Linked DNA regions of Homo sapiens: region 2 is linked to region 1. Evidence: chromatin contacts called from ENCODE Hi-C or POLR2A ChIA-PET data. All regions are on one chromosome and are shown on one strand. Each heading gives the region's core, a stretch centred on a gene start or an enhancer-like site at or near the end of the contact. The rest is flanking DNA. Distances are from core to core; before and after follow the strand shown. Region 1 overlaps CHST11 (carbohydrate sulfotransferase 11). Region 2 has its middle 170 kb from the start of SLC41A2.

The links. A loop is a pair of places that touch in the nucleus more often than their neighbours do. ChIA-PET counts read pairs that join two places held with the same protein, here RNA polymerase II (POLR2A). Pooled maps may share reads with other maps.
Region 2: a map of aorta shows a loop between it and region 1 (2.6-fold over the local background). The contact joins two enhancer-like sites. A Hi-C loop is called at or near these places in 2 of 168 maps with a recorded cell type or tissue (B cell and aorta), 5 of 37 single-sample maps with no recorded cell type and 9 of 50 pooled maps. POLR2A ChIA-PET finds 5 or more read pairs at or near these places in 1 of 52 experiments (activated T-cell).

Annotation. Positions count from the first base shown.
Region 1 is chr12:104,745,445-104,752,323 of GRCh38, reverse strand. All of the region lies in intron 2 of CHST11 (carbohydrate sulfotransferase 11), which reads right to left. Among named protein-coding and RNA genes, the nearest start is that of MIR3922, 160 kb to the right of the region's middle. RefSeq lists enhancers at 646-695, 685-1,262. Within about 2 kb of position 3,768, at least 5 of the 41 ENCODE cell types and tissues checked have a DNase peak (open chromatin) inside an H3K27ac peak, as active enhancers do.
Region 2 is chr12:104,789,146-104,796,024 of GRCh38, reverse strand. No RefSeq gene overlaps it. Among named protein-coding and RNA genes, the nearest start is that of SLC41A2, 170 kb to the left of the region's middle. Within about 2 kb of position 2,629, at least 3 of the 41 ENCODE cell types and tissues checked have a DNase peak (open chromatin) inside an H3K27ac peak, as active enhancers do.

The DNA of each region.
Region 1 (6,879 bases), core at 2,519-5,018:
CCTGACCCAATGGGTGGTGTCCTTATAAGAAGAGAAAGCAGAGACACAGAGACACGCAGGGAGAATGCCACGTGAGGACAGAGTCGGAGACTGCAATGATGTGTCTCCAGGCCAAAAAATGCCAAGGACTGCCGGCCACCACCAGCAGCTGGGAAGAGGCAAGGAAGGATCCATTCCTCTGGAGCCTTCAGAGAGAGCATGCCCTGCCAACAGCTTGATTTCAGACTTCTGGCTTCCAGGACTGTGAGAGAATACATTTCCTTAGTTTTAAGCCACTCAGTTTGTGGTAATTTGTTATGATGGCCTCAGGAACCTAAAAGAGGAGGTCAATCATTCAAGTGATAACTTTGAGCAAGTTGGTACTAAACTATAAGTTTAAAGAGAAGATAACATCATATAAGAGGCTATTTTATATAGAAGAATAAGGACAGTGTATTAGGGTACTTGTAAAGTACAGTGAAGATAAGATTTGAAATAAGAAGGTCTGGGCTTGATCCTGGGCAAGAGCCTTACCCTTCTGAGTCTCAGTTCCTCTATTTGCAAAATGGGGATAGTACCACCTACCCCGCAGGGGTGGTGACTACAGCAAATAAGGTACATTTCAGCATTCAGTAAATAAGATCAACTCTAGTACAGGATTTGGACAAGGTATGGCACAAAACAGGTAGTTAATACGTAGGCATTCTTTTATCAAAGAAGAAAAAAGAAATCTGAAAAAGAACGCCTGGATAGGAATCTCAAAGACAAATTTCACCAGCTCTGTAATTTTGTTGCAGGTCAGCCCTAGGTCACTGGATTCAATTAATAATTATTTTGAATAGGAAAACTCTGACCTTTGCAATTCATGACTTCTTAGCCGATGTATTCATCACCCTAAGAGAAGCATTCATGGGCCTCTTGGGCTATTGAACAATGCCATTAAACAAAACCAAACCTGTGTTTAAAGGAAATGAAAGGACTAGGAAGGAAACAGGGCCCATCAATTCTGCCATTTGAATCACTAAGGACAATTCTGAAGGCAATAAGTTACTAAGATGAGCAGAGAAATAAGGGGATCTCCCCCTCATCACCCTCCCAACCTCTTTTGAGCTGGAGACAATTTTCTGGCCACCTGAATCCCCAGGGAGGTAGCATGCCAGTTAATACTGCATTCAGGACCACAAAGGCAGGAAAAATGGAAATGACACCAGCATATCATTTTACATTCAGTTGCAGAGGCGGAAAATAACTCAGTGGGGCTTTTAAACCTGGTATTTGAGGTTTCTTTCCCCTCCATTTCCTTCTTCTCCACAGCAGTTTAAGGGGCAAATGGTGCACCTGCCACAACAAGGCACACACAGTTTCCCCTCAGGAAGACTCTGGGGTAGGGGTCAAGAGAATGCTTCTCAAATCCAAGAGAGAAATTCACCTGGGCCTCTACTATTAATGTTTTTAAAAATACATTTTAATTGGTTTTTATAATTTTTTAATTTTAAAATAATTTCAGGTGACAGTAAGCACCTTGTCTCAAAAAATAAAAATATTTTCAGACTAGTGTTGATTTAAATTATTAAAAATAAAATGGTACTAAAATGTGCACAAGCCAGGCACGGTGGCTCACATCTGTAATCCCAACATTTAGGGAGGCTGAGGCGAGTGGATCACCTGAGGTCAGGAGTTCGAGACCAGCCTGGCCAACATGGTGAAACCCTGTCTCTACTAAAAATGCAAAAATTAGCCGGGCATGGTGGCAGACACCTGTACTCCCAGCTACTGGGGAGGCTGAGGCAGGGGAAAATCACTTGAACCCGGGAGGCAGAGGTTGCAGTGAGCCAAGATTGCACCATTGCACTCCGGCCTGGGTGACAGAGCGAGACTCAGTCTCAACAAAAAAAAAAAAAAAAAAAAAAAAAAAAGTGCAGAAATATAAAACCAGGTACACAACTACAAGTTCAAAACAAACATAAACATTCAAATGCACAACATTAACATGAGGGGTGATGTTTTACTGGAACTAAAGCCCTGCCTGAAACCACGCAGATGCTTGCTCACTGCTGTGGGTCAGGGTGTTTGGAGTAGAGCTTCCCTTTCTGTGCTGCATGAGGACTCGGTTTCCTTACCACTTCCTCATTCCTAGTTACTGTGAAACTCGGCACGCTGGAATCTCATTTGACCTTTACTTGGTAAAAGCTCATCATGTATATATTTTCCTTTTCTGCTCATTTCCAATTAGCCCAAGACAATAAAAATGGAGCTACACGGAACCACCAAGAACATCAATGAACACAGGCACCACGACTTCATATGGCAGAACTAGGTTATCCGGGGCAGACCTGATGATCCAGAAATGGATAATCATTTTTCAAAAGATTATCACCAAAATAAAAACACTCAATCAATAAAGTTCTTCTATGGAACTCTAGACTCCTGGGGGTTCTATCTGTGGACTTCTTGAACCTTGGTTTATGAAACCTGGAGTAAGGACAGCCCTGGACAGGCCAGACGGAAGAGAGGAATTCTTTGCCACCATGTCAAAATGGGGCAGGAGAGATTTCTGATGACAGCCTGGCTCCACCAGGGCTCAGAAGAGCTTTTGTAACTGTCATAACCCCTCAGCAACTAACACGTTCCCTGAGCACAGTTCCGGAACTACTGATGGGACCAACAGCTCTGGGGACATCAGGAAGACAAGAGAGTGAAGAAGACTCACTCATTAATGAAGAAAAACCCGTTCCCTCATAGTAAAAGAGAATGCCCAAATTTTCCAACCAAGTTTGATCAATTTTACAAAGAAAGGACTTGTTGATCTGACAATTATCTGAGCTGTGAGATCAATGTCTTTCTTCTTACATTCCCTTTCTCTCCCCTCTTCTTGTTTGCTTTCTCAAAAGGTTTTGAAGAGACCATAACAAAGGACATATGTGCAGTATGAAATAAAAATAGAAAAAAAATATTCTATGAGGGCTGGGATTTAGAATCTCAATTGGCTGTGGGCTTCCTAGCAGCAAGGACAAAAGGGGAAATATGATTAAATCTTCTTGCTCTAGTTATCAGAAAAGAGAAACATTCCAGTTGTTTGGAGAGGAACATGCACAAGATTTCAAAGGACTCGGAAAATTCAGTGCAGGAGGGAGATTCTTGGATTCAGTTTGCCTGTGTTGGGGTATTTGGAGGGTTGCTTTCTTCAGCTGACTGAATAATGCCACGATTCACTTCCACCTAAGGTCAACAGAAAGCTTCCTCATGTATGGAACACTTTCACACATACCACATCCCATTTAAGGAACCCGTTGGGACTCTTCCAGAGGCTGCAGAGCCTACTAAAAGAAAGTTTATATTTAGCCGACCAGTCCCTACTCCAACCATGCGTCATTCTCTCCTGGGCTGGCTACCCCTGAGTACTAATCATACTTCATGCCAGTGGTTCTCAAACTTGAGCCTACATGAACGTTATTACCTGGAGGGCTTGTGAGAACACAGCTTGCTGGGTTCTCCTCCCAGAATTTCTGACTCAGCAGGTCTGACAGGCCTGAGAACCTGCATTTCTAGCAAGCCCCCAAAGTGTTTGGGCCGCCATAATAAATACCACAGACCAGGTGGCTTAAACGACAGAGATTTATTTTTTCACAGTTCTGGAGGCTGGGATTTAAAGACTAAGGTGCCGGGTGGGGCTGGTGTTCCCTGAGGCTTCTCTCTTTGGCCTGTAGATGTGCCTTGCTTGCTGCCTTCTCACACGGCCATCTCTCCCCCGACTCCACTCCCCAGGTGTCTCTTCCTCTTAATCTCCCCCCTCCCCCCTCCAGCCCCCACCGGGCATGCGCTCCAGGTGTCTCTGCCTCTAATAAGGACACCAGTCAGACTGGATCAGGGCCCCACTCAAAAGTCCTCATTTTCCCTCAATCCCCCATTTAACAGTCCTTTCTCCAAATACAGTCACCTCTGGAAGTCCTGGGTGTTGAGAATTCAACGTATGAATTTGGGAGGGACACAATTCGACCCCTATAACACCAGGAGATGCTGATGCCGCTGGACTAGGAACCAAACTTTGAGAACCACAGCTTTATACTATTTGGAAATGACTGTAATCTAATGTCTTTCACCAATTCACAGCTATACTTAATTACAAAACACAGAACCCAGGTTCGCCATCTGCTGCCGACAGACTCCTAGATCCACCCCCAGCCCCAGCCTCCAACTCCCTTCATCTCGCTTTGATCTCTCAAAAGTATAAATTAGGTCAGAGGAGGGCTGATTCTAGGAAACCGTGAACATGGCTCCGGGCTCTGGGCTGTGTCCTGCATTCTCGTTTAGATGTCTATTTTTAATTTGGACATTTATAAAAGGCAACCATAATTAGTTTAAGTAACAAATTTAGGGACTGTTTGAAAAAGTCTTTAAAATTTTACTACGTTTCATCTTAAAAGGAAGAGCTGGTTTCCCTTAAATTAAAACATTACTGCAGCGTTTGCAATTTCCCTCAGACACAAGAACCCAAACAGGAGGAAGAGAGGTCGCCCCCTTTGACTGTCTCGGGGTGGGCAGAGTCGGGGGACATGCAGGCAAATAGACCCAGAGAAACAGGTACATTTGGAAGCATTAAGTGACTGAGGGTTTTCTGAATCTGCCTTTAACAACTGTTAGCTTGGGTCTAGCCTCAGTTTCTCCACTTAAAAATCTGAATGCAAAACCCCTCTCAGCATGTCAGTTGTGCTGCCATCATCTTTCTGTTTCAGAATTGGGGGAGGGGGAGGAGCACCTGATGAGCTGATTTGCTCTGATTATATGACGTTTCTTTCTGGCAGAGGAATTACTAAACTCTCATGAAAAGGGCTAGTCATGAGGAATCACCGAAGACACCACATCCACAGCAAAAAAAGGGTCACATATTTATACTAGCTACCATATATTGAGCACTTACTATGTACCAGCTACTGTTGATCTTCACACTCTATGAGGTAGGTATCATTAGTATTTTCAACTTGTGGATAAGGAAACAGGCACAGGGAGAATAATTAACTTGCTCAAGCTCAGGGAGCTAGGAACCGGGTCTGGGGTTCGAGTCCAGGCAGACTGTGGTCTGAGACCCTGCATGGTGCAGCCTCCTGGGGTCTGGAGACCCACCCGGGAGTTATCGGCTCCCGGGCAGCCGCTGGAGGCGTGGGTCTCAACCCTAGCAGCTCACTGGGATCATAGGAGAGCTTTAAACACTGAGGACTGAGTCCCACCCCAGAGATCTGTTATATTTAATTGCTCCTGGAAATCTGAGGCTGCCCGGGTGGGACTCCACTATTTCAGGGGCTCCAATGCCAGGAGCTATAAGCTAAAGCAAAGAACTGGACTGGAGTGGTGACCGGCATATGATCTTGGGCCAGTTTCACCTTCCTGGTCCTCAGGTTTAAGATAGGGGACTTTTCATTCAGTAGAGCCAGGGGTCAAAGGTCTAGAAGGTCACAGGTCTCAGACATCTTTGGGTGCATTTTAGGGGAAGCACTAAGAATTACATAATGCTCAAAACCTCTTAGGTTTAGAAAAGAAAGGAGAAAAATATTGGGCCTTTAAAGAAACGATCTGGTCTGGACCTGGTACAAAACGTAAAGGGTTTAGGAAAGAAGTGGCTTCATGTTAACTGACATTAACGTTGTCAGGGAAATTGGTTTCTCTGGATTGTAACTTGTCACTAGGGAAGCACCTGTTTGACTGCAAGGAACAACAACTGAATCTCTGCAGAAGCTTTGCCTTCCTTTCCAAGGCAAAAGGAAGAAGGAAAATGCACCGTGGCTGGAAAGCATTTTGAGCCCTGAAGGTGAGGTAGGAGGCTCTGGGTGATAGTGATGGAGGGCCTGGTGTTGGCCTCTGGATCAGCCCCCAAGCCAGCCTCAGCTGACACTGGCACAGGTGGGTGATAGTTCTGAGCTCCATTTTAACCTTGGGATCTTTATAGGCAGAAAAAAATGAGCAGAAAGGAAAGCCCAGGATTTGCTGAGCAATGAGAAAGGGTTGTTTCACCCTAGTGTAGTTAAAGTACTTCTTTTGTAGGCAGGGTTTATATTGGGTGACCTGGGTTAGAGTCACAAACTCAAAGGCTCTCCAGAACCATCAGGAAATAGAAATGAATGGCCTCGGCACCTTGAATGGGAATGAACCCAGTCAGCGTCCACTGGGCCACTGAAGGTGGCTGATGCCACATAGATCTCACTGATACCGTCATTAGGGAATTGAGGACCTGGTCTTTCGAGATGTTTCAATTTCTCAAGAGAAGTCAGAATTCAAACCCAGAGCCAACATCATACTAAACGGGCAAAAGCTGGAAGCATTCCCCTTGAAAACCAGCACAAGACAAGGATGACCTCTCTCACCACTCCTATTAAACATAGTATTGGAATTTCTGGCCAGGGTGATCAGGCAAGAGAAGGAGATAAAGGACATTTGAGTAGGAAGAAAGGAAGTCAAACTACCCCTGTTTGCAGATGAGATGATCCTACATCTAGAAAACCCTGTTGTCTGAGCCCAAAAGCTTCTTAAGCTGATAAACAACTTCAGCAAAGTCTCAGGATACAAAATCAGTGTACAAAAATCACTAGCACTCTCATACACCAACAATAGTCAAGTCAAGAGCCAAATCAGGAATGAACTCCCATTCACAATGGCCACAAAAAGAATAAAATACCTAGGGATACAGCTAACCAGGGAGGTGAAAGATCTCTATGATGAGAACTATAAGCCACTGCACAAAAAAATCAGAGATGACACAAACAAATGGAAAAATATTCCATGCTCATGGATAGGAAGAATCAATATCATTAAAATGGCCCTACTGCCTAAAGCAATTTATATATTCAATGCTATTCCTATTAAACTACCACTGACATTTTTCACAGTACTAGACAAAAGTATTCTATA
Region 2 (6,879 bases), core at 1,380-3,879, 45 kb before region 1:
TGTTTGAGGTCCACCAGAGACCAGAGACTCATGCCTATGGGGTAGTTCCAGGATTCTATGGCCAGCCCTAGTTCCAGAAAGGCATTTTGATGAGTTGATTGCTCTTACTGACCAAAATGACATGTTGATTTTGTGTGACTTTCATGTCAGACACAGGGGAAGTTGAGAGCTCTGGGCCACTAACTGTCCATAGTTAACCCTTGGACTCAAGCCGTAGCTGTCTTATATCAGCATTCTGGCTGCAGCGTTGCCTCCCGTCTAGAGCATTAAAGTATGACACGGTGGTAGCAGTCACCCTTTACCCTGTGCATACTTCATCACTTGCACTTAGGGAGGTTTCCCAACCCCCTTTGCTGGCTCTAGAACACATGTCAGGCAGTTCTCTAGGGATGGCTGTCCCTTTCTCTCCCAAAGGTATTCAAGACCACTGCTCCACAGCCGGCCCTTTCAATTGGTGTCCTTCTTGCCTACCGTCAATGTGGTGATGTCGATGTGGTACCATTTCAATACAAATAGGTTCTGAAGAGCCCTGGCATTGCAACCAGTAACAATATTGTTAACTTTTCCTTGCAGTGGGAGATATGAAATTAGCCAGGAATAACATATTTGACAATAAAGAAAAAACACAAAAAGATGGTACCTGGACACTATGAAGAATCTTCATCTGTACTTACTGGACAGTAGCCAAATGTGTAAGTACCTCTTTTCTATCCATTACACTAAATCTTCATTGATAAATCACTAAGCTTCAAATGGGTTCAAGGATTTTGCAACAACAGTTTAAAGCCAAATGGCGTAAGACGGCAGTGGCCCTGCAAAGAATATTTGCCTGGAGCTCCACACATCCTAGGAGCCGCCTGGCATCCAACTTTTTGAAATCGATTCTACAGATATTCGCAGACATATATGTCATGACGTACTTCAAGATTATTATAGCTTTGTTTGTAATAGTAAAAGATAAGACAACAACTCAGGGCTCCTAGTGGAATAAATTATGGTGCATCCATACAATGGAACATTATGCAACTGAGAGACAGAAGGAATAGGAAATATCTTTACAGATTTATATGGTAAGATCTCCAGGATACATAGTAAGGTGAAAAAAGCAAGGCATGGAACAGTGTATAAAATATCCTTCCTTTTTGTAAGGTTGTGAGAAACAGGATATTTCTCTCATTGGGAAATAAACATTTGGGCAAGAAACACTGGAAGAAAAATCAGGAAACTGAGAAAAACGGTTACCTATAGAGGACAAGGCATAATAAGCTGAAAGGGAATAGGGATGAGGACAAGACTGGTCAGTGTATACTTTATAGATCATTTTCATTTTTGAATGATGTATGTGTATCTCAAAAAATCATTTAGAACTTTTATTTTTAAAGAAAATTTATTTTTAAGGAAAAATATATTCTTTGCCCTATTGACATACCATTGTAGAAATCGGTCCTAAGGTAATAATCACAATATACATTGCAGCAATTTTCAGCTTTACATTTTTCATTTGAAAACAGACTTAAGCTGGGACTGGTGGCCCATGCCTGTAATCCCAACACTTTGGGAGGCCAAGTGAGAGGATCTCTTGAGTCCAGGCATTCAAGACCAGCCTGGGCAACACAGCGAGACCCCATCCCTAAAAAAAAAATTTAGCCATGCATGGTGGCATGCACCTGTAGTCCCTGCTACTTGGGAGGCTGAGGCAGGAAGATCACTTGAGCCTAGGAATTTGATGTTATAATGAGATATGATTGCACCACTGCACTCCATCCAGCCTGCGCAACAGAGCAAGATCCTGTCTCAAAAAATAAACAAACAAAACAGGCATAAACTTCAAAAAAATTGGTACTATATATTATAGTCAGCAAATTTATATTTTAAAGCTCATTTGATGAGTTAGGAAAATATTTATAAAATAATGTGTGAAAAATACTGAGTACAAAACTTTATCTGGAATGACACTAATTTTTTAAGACACCAAAATATTTTAAATGTTTTGCTCTGGATGATGTGATTATGGATTTTTTTTCTTTTTAAAACTCTTTTGTGCTGAACAAATTTTCAAAAATGAACCTGTTACTTTTATATTTATTTTTTGAATTACTTAATAATTATTACTTTTCTAGACAATAGATCCCCAGCTCAAATAGTAGTTAACTATTGTTTTGGGTCTTAAAAAATAAAAAAAGATTGATTTTTGTCCTGTTTAGTAATGAGTACCTAATGTTTTAAAAAAATGAACATCCTTTTTATTCTTACAGATGAGAGAAAACATTCTGTAGAAATGGAACGTTTTAGTACTTAAAGACACTGGGGTATTATTAGTAGGAAGAAATAGTGAATAAATATGGGCCTAGAAGAATAACATTTTTCTCCCTATCATCTGTTCTTTAGGCAAGTGATAATGTTATGCTAACATAGGCTTCTGACTTCTGGTAATTCCCACAGACAGCCTTCTCTGGTCCTTCTCCCAGATCACACACCAAATTCCGCGGGTTTGGCACAAAACCATTCATGTCTGGCTTACTACAAATCCATGCTGTCCAGCTCCACGAACTTGCCCAGAGGGCAGTTTCAGAGCTTCTCTCTTCCCACTCTTTCTCCTCCACTGCCCTCAGCAGGTGGTTCTGACTCCAGGGAGAAGGCTGAGGCCTCTGGATAAGCTTCCTCAGTAACTCCTTGTCCCTGCCTTGACATGCCCATATTGTTTCAAGCTCACCCTTCAACCCATCCATTTCTACCACATTTCCTCTCTTTAGCACCAGTGGCCCACTTCTCTGCTCCATCATATGCACAAGACTTCCTTGGAAGGGAAAGCCTCCATCTGACCTTACCAACACCATTCTACTCTTCTCCTCTTTAATTGTCAACTCTTGCACAAGAAGAGACTCCTGCCTCTTCTTCCTGGCCATTGCCTCTCTGCTTAGCACCCGACAGCCATGGCACAACTTAACTGCAAGGGAAGCTCAGAAATGTGGTCTTCCTGTGTGCCCAGGAAGAGGAAGAAGAAATGAAATTGAGTTTAACACATAGCATTTGTCTCCACTGCAGGACTTAAGACATTTTATTCGGATATTCAAGGAAGACATCACCCAGGAGGCTGAAGGGCTTGAGGCTATTTGAGAAACAGAAGAAAGAGAAACCCATGCAGCTAACAGACTCAGTCACTAAGTCACAATTCCAACTCCTCCTGGCAGAAAATCTAATGACTCATCTTTGGCTCTGGCTTCTGATCTGCTGTGGCCAAGTTAAGGAGCAGATATCACATGGTGATTGGACTGCCTCTTCCAGTGCCGTGAGTCCTCTCACAGAGAGGAGTAAGCGGAGAAAGAATGATTGGCACCTCTAGAGTACGCACCAAGCCAATCTGCAGATCACAGGGAAGGTGACCTGAAGGTTATTTTATGAACTGCTCAAGATAGAACAGAAACAACTTTGCCTTACACTTTACACATTACTTATCCAGGCACTTTCGGGAAAGTAAAAGTTGCAAAGTAAAGTTATATAACATAGAGTAAAATCCTAAAAGGTAGTCTACACACACACACACCACACACACACACACACAGAGAATGAATGCATGGAAAATATGTGGAAAGTGTTTCCTCAATGAATGACTTTTAAACTAATACCTCTCTTCTAGATTAAGACATGAAATACTCTTAGGTTGAATCCCTTTTCACCCTCAGATCAAAATGTCAGTGTCAATAGGCCAAAACCAGAGACTAGACTCAGCTCTAGACGTTTTGTGGGAATAAGAAGTAATGGATTCACCTGAATCTTGGTGAAGTCACCTGTATTCCATGAGTAACTCTGGGCCCAGGGTTGGGCAGATAGTAAAGTCCCATTTTAGGTTCAGCCTGCTTCAGGGCAGTGGTAAAACTAAAGTCTTTAAAAGCTGATTTCCAAAAGATCTTTTGCCTAAAGGCAGTAGTCAGGTAGTTTTGGGACGTAGTCTCTTTTGCCTTGACTTTCTATTTCTCTTAGTGAATTAACAGTTGATGTTTATATCATTCATTGGCATATTACTGTCATCCATGTAATTGTATGTGTCTGTGTCATGAAATTTGGACTTTATGCACACAATGATGTGCATCATATAAATCACCAGGAAGGTAAGTTAAGCTAAGTACTGCCTGGGATTTGTTACACAGTTCCTTTTGAAAGGACACCATCTGAATATGAGATTCTGTTGCTGCAGCTATAAATTAATATGTATGATGCAGGCATTGCAAAGTGTTTTTTAAGAAATTATTACTTGTGTTTTCATTGTTTGCCTTAATAGATTCTGCTTATAGCATTTCAGAAGTTGAATGTAACAGAAACATGAAATGCCTGTTTATAGAGTGGATAGGTCGTGATAGATGCTAATTGGATTTGGCATACTCTTGTGATTTCATATGGCTTAATATTAAAGAGACAGGTTTTATAGGGCGCCAATGCAAGTTGATCTAGGCCATGAGTGAAGTTAACAAGCGTTAATTAAGTGCCACGTGTGAAACCACTTCTGTTCTTAACACCGAGAGGACTCCAAAAGGATAAAATACGGTACTCCCAATGTTCATGGTAAATGATATGTGAGAGGGCCAAAGATTTATATATGAGAAAATTTATATCAGTTGTTGATAAGAGTGAAAATCATAAACAAACTAAATGTCCGGCAACAGAGAAATGGTTAAAAAACTATGGTACATAAAATTTGCAAAATAGGTATCATCATGCACAATCATCTTTTCCAAAAACATTTAATGACATGGGGGAAATTTTCCCAATATAATGGAAGTGAAAGAAGGCATGGCATATGCAGAGAAAGAGAGAATGCATAGAATATATGTGGAAAGTGTTTGCTCAAACAATGAGTGATTTTTAAACTAATACATCTCTTCCAGATTGTTTAGGAAATGAAATACTCTTAGATTGAATCCCCTTTTCACCCTCAGATCAAAAGGGCAGTGTCTATAGGCCAAAACCAGAGACCAGATACAGCTCCAGACCTTTGGTGAGAATGAAAAGTAATGGATTCACTTGAGTTTGCTGTGGACTGTCCTCCACCATCTCCCACCCAGGTATTTGAGAGAAGCAAAGAAAGTCACATAGGTTTATCAGTTTTCCTAAGTCAAAACAGAGAAACTGTGATACAACTCAGGGAGGAATAAGTGAATCCTCACAAAGCTCAGGTATATACTTTCAGACCCTATTTTGGAGAAAACAGCATCAGAGCTCACCCTTATCCAGACCCTTTCCAGCTCAACTCCCCGCCGCAAGCTAGAGGCCTCCTTCACTGAGACCGCGCTCGCTGCTGCCCCTGATGGCGTCAACAGAAACTGCGAGGCCAGTGGCCACGGAGAATCCACAGGTCGTGGAATTGAGGAGCACGTCGTCGTGAGCTATTTCTGCAGGAGCGAGTGGTAGTGTGCCCAAGGGAAAGGAAGAGGTTGGGGACACTAAGGGGAGAAGGCAGAAGTGGGAATAAGTAGGGTATAAGCGAGGGCTGCCTAGCACAGCGCTGAGGGCTTAGCCAGTGTTTCACACTCGCACATTAGAGTCACCTGAATCCCTAAAAGAAACATAGATGGCTCCACCCCACTTCAGATTAATTGAGTCAGCTGTGGGGCCTGGGCACCTCAGGGCCATAGTACAGAAGGAGAGAGCAGTGCGGTACAAGTTCAGTAAGTCAGGGACACGGCTGATCAGCTCCTGCCACCTCCCCGATTCAGCTTCCTGACAGCCCCTGGGGGATTGATTAAAGGACTTTCCATCCTCTTTGGGGGCGCCGTGTATGCCTGCTTCAGCAAAAGGGCCGGTGGGGAGGCTGGCCTCCCGTCCTACATTCACTGAACGACAGCAGCCCCTCACCTGAACACGGAGGGACATCCCTCTTCCCCTAAGGTGGCTTGAGACATGCTCTGGGGACAGAAATAAGAAGGGACTCCCAAAGGGCCCACACTGACTTTGAAGTGGAAGACTCGGGATGGGGCTCAGAAGAATGAAATATGCATTAAAAAAAAAAAAAAAAAAAAAAAAAATATATATATATATATATATATATACAATAAAATATATCTTGTATACATTTTATTGTCTGTATATCGTGATGTTTTGACTTCTTAAAAACCCATAAGAATGATACAATGGACTGTGGGGACTCCGGGGGAAAGGGTGGGAAGGGTGAGGGATAAAAGGCTACAAATTGGGTATAATGTATACTGCTTGAGTGATGAGTGCACCAAAATCTCACAAATCATCACTTAAGAACTTACTCAACTGGGCGAGGTGGCTCACGCTTGTAATCCCAGCACTTTGGGGGACCGAGGCGGATGGATCACCTGAGGTCAGGAGTTCGAGACCAGCCTGGCCAACATGGGGAAACCCCGTCTCTAATAAAAATACAAAAATAAGCCGGGCGTGGTGACGTGTGCCTGTAATCCCAGCTGCTTGGGAGACTGAGGCAGGAGAATCGCTCAAACCCAGAAGGCGGAGGTTGCAGTGAGCCGAGATCGCGCCACTGCACTCCAGCCTGGGCGACAGAGTGAGACTCTGTCTCAAAAAAAAAAAAAAAAAAAAAAAAACAACAACAACAACAAAACAAGTAACCAAATACCACCGGTTCCCCAAAAACCTATGGAATTTTTTTTTTAAAAAAGAAAAGAGGAAGGAACGCTGTCCAATTGCTTTATTTGGCAAAAATAAATAAATAAATAAAATAAACAAGTTCTTGTCCTATTAAAAAAAAACAACAGAGGAGATTCAAACAAAAAATCCTTCTGGGCTGGAGACAGGCTACTCTCTGGGGCTAGCCAATTCTTAGGGAAAGCAAAGGACTCAGCTGGGAGCATGTCTTTGATATGCCAACTAGCCACTCCAGAGCCACACCTCCTTCATCTG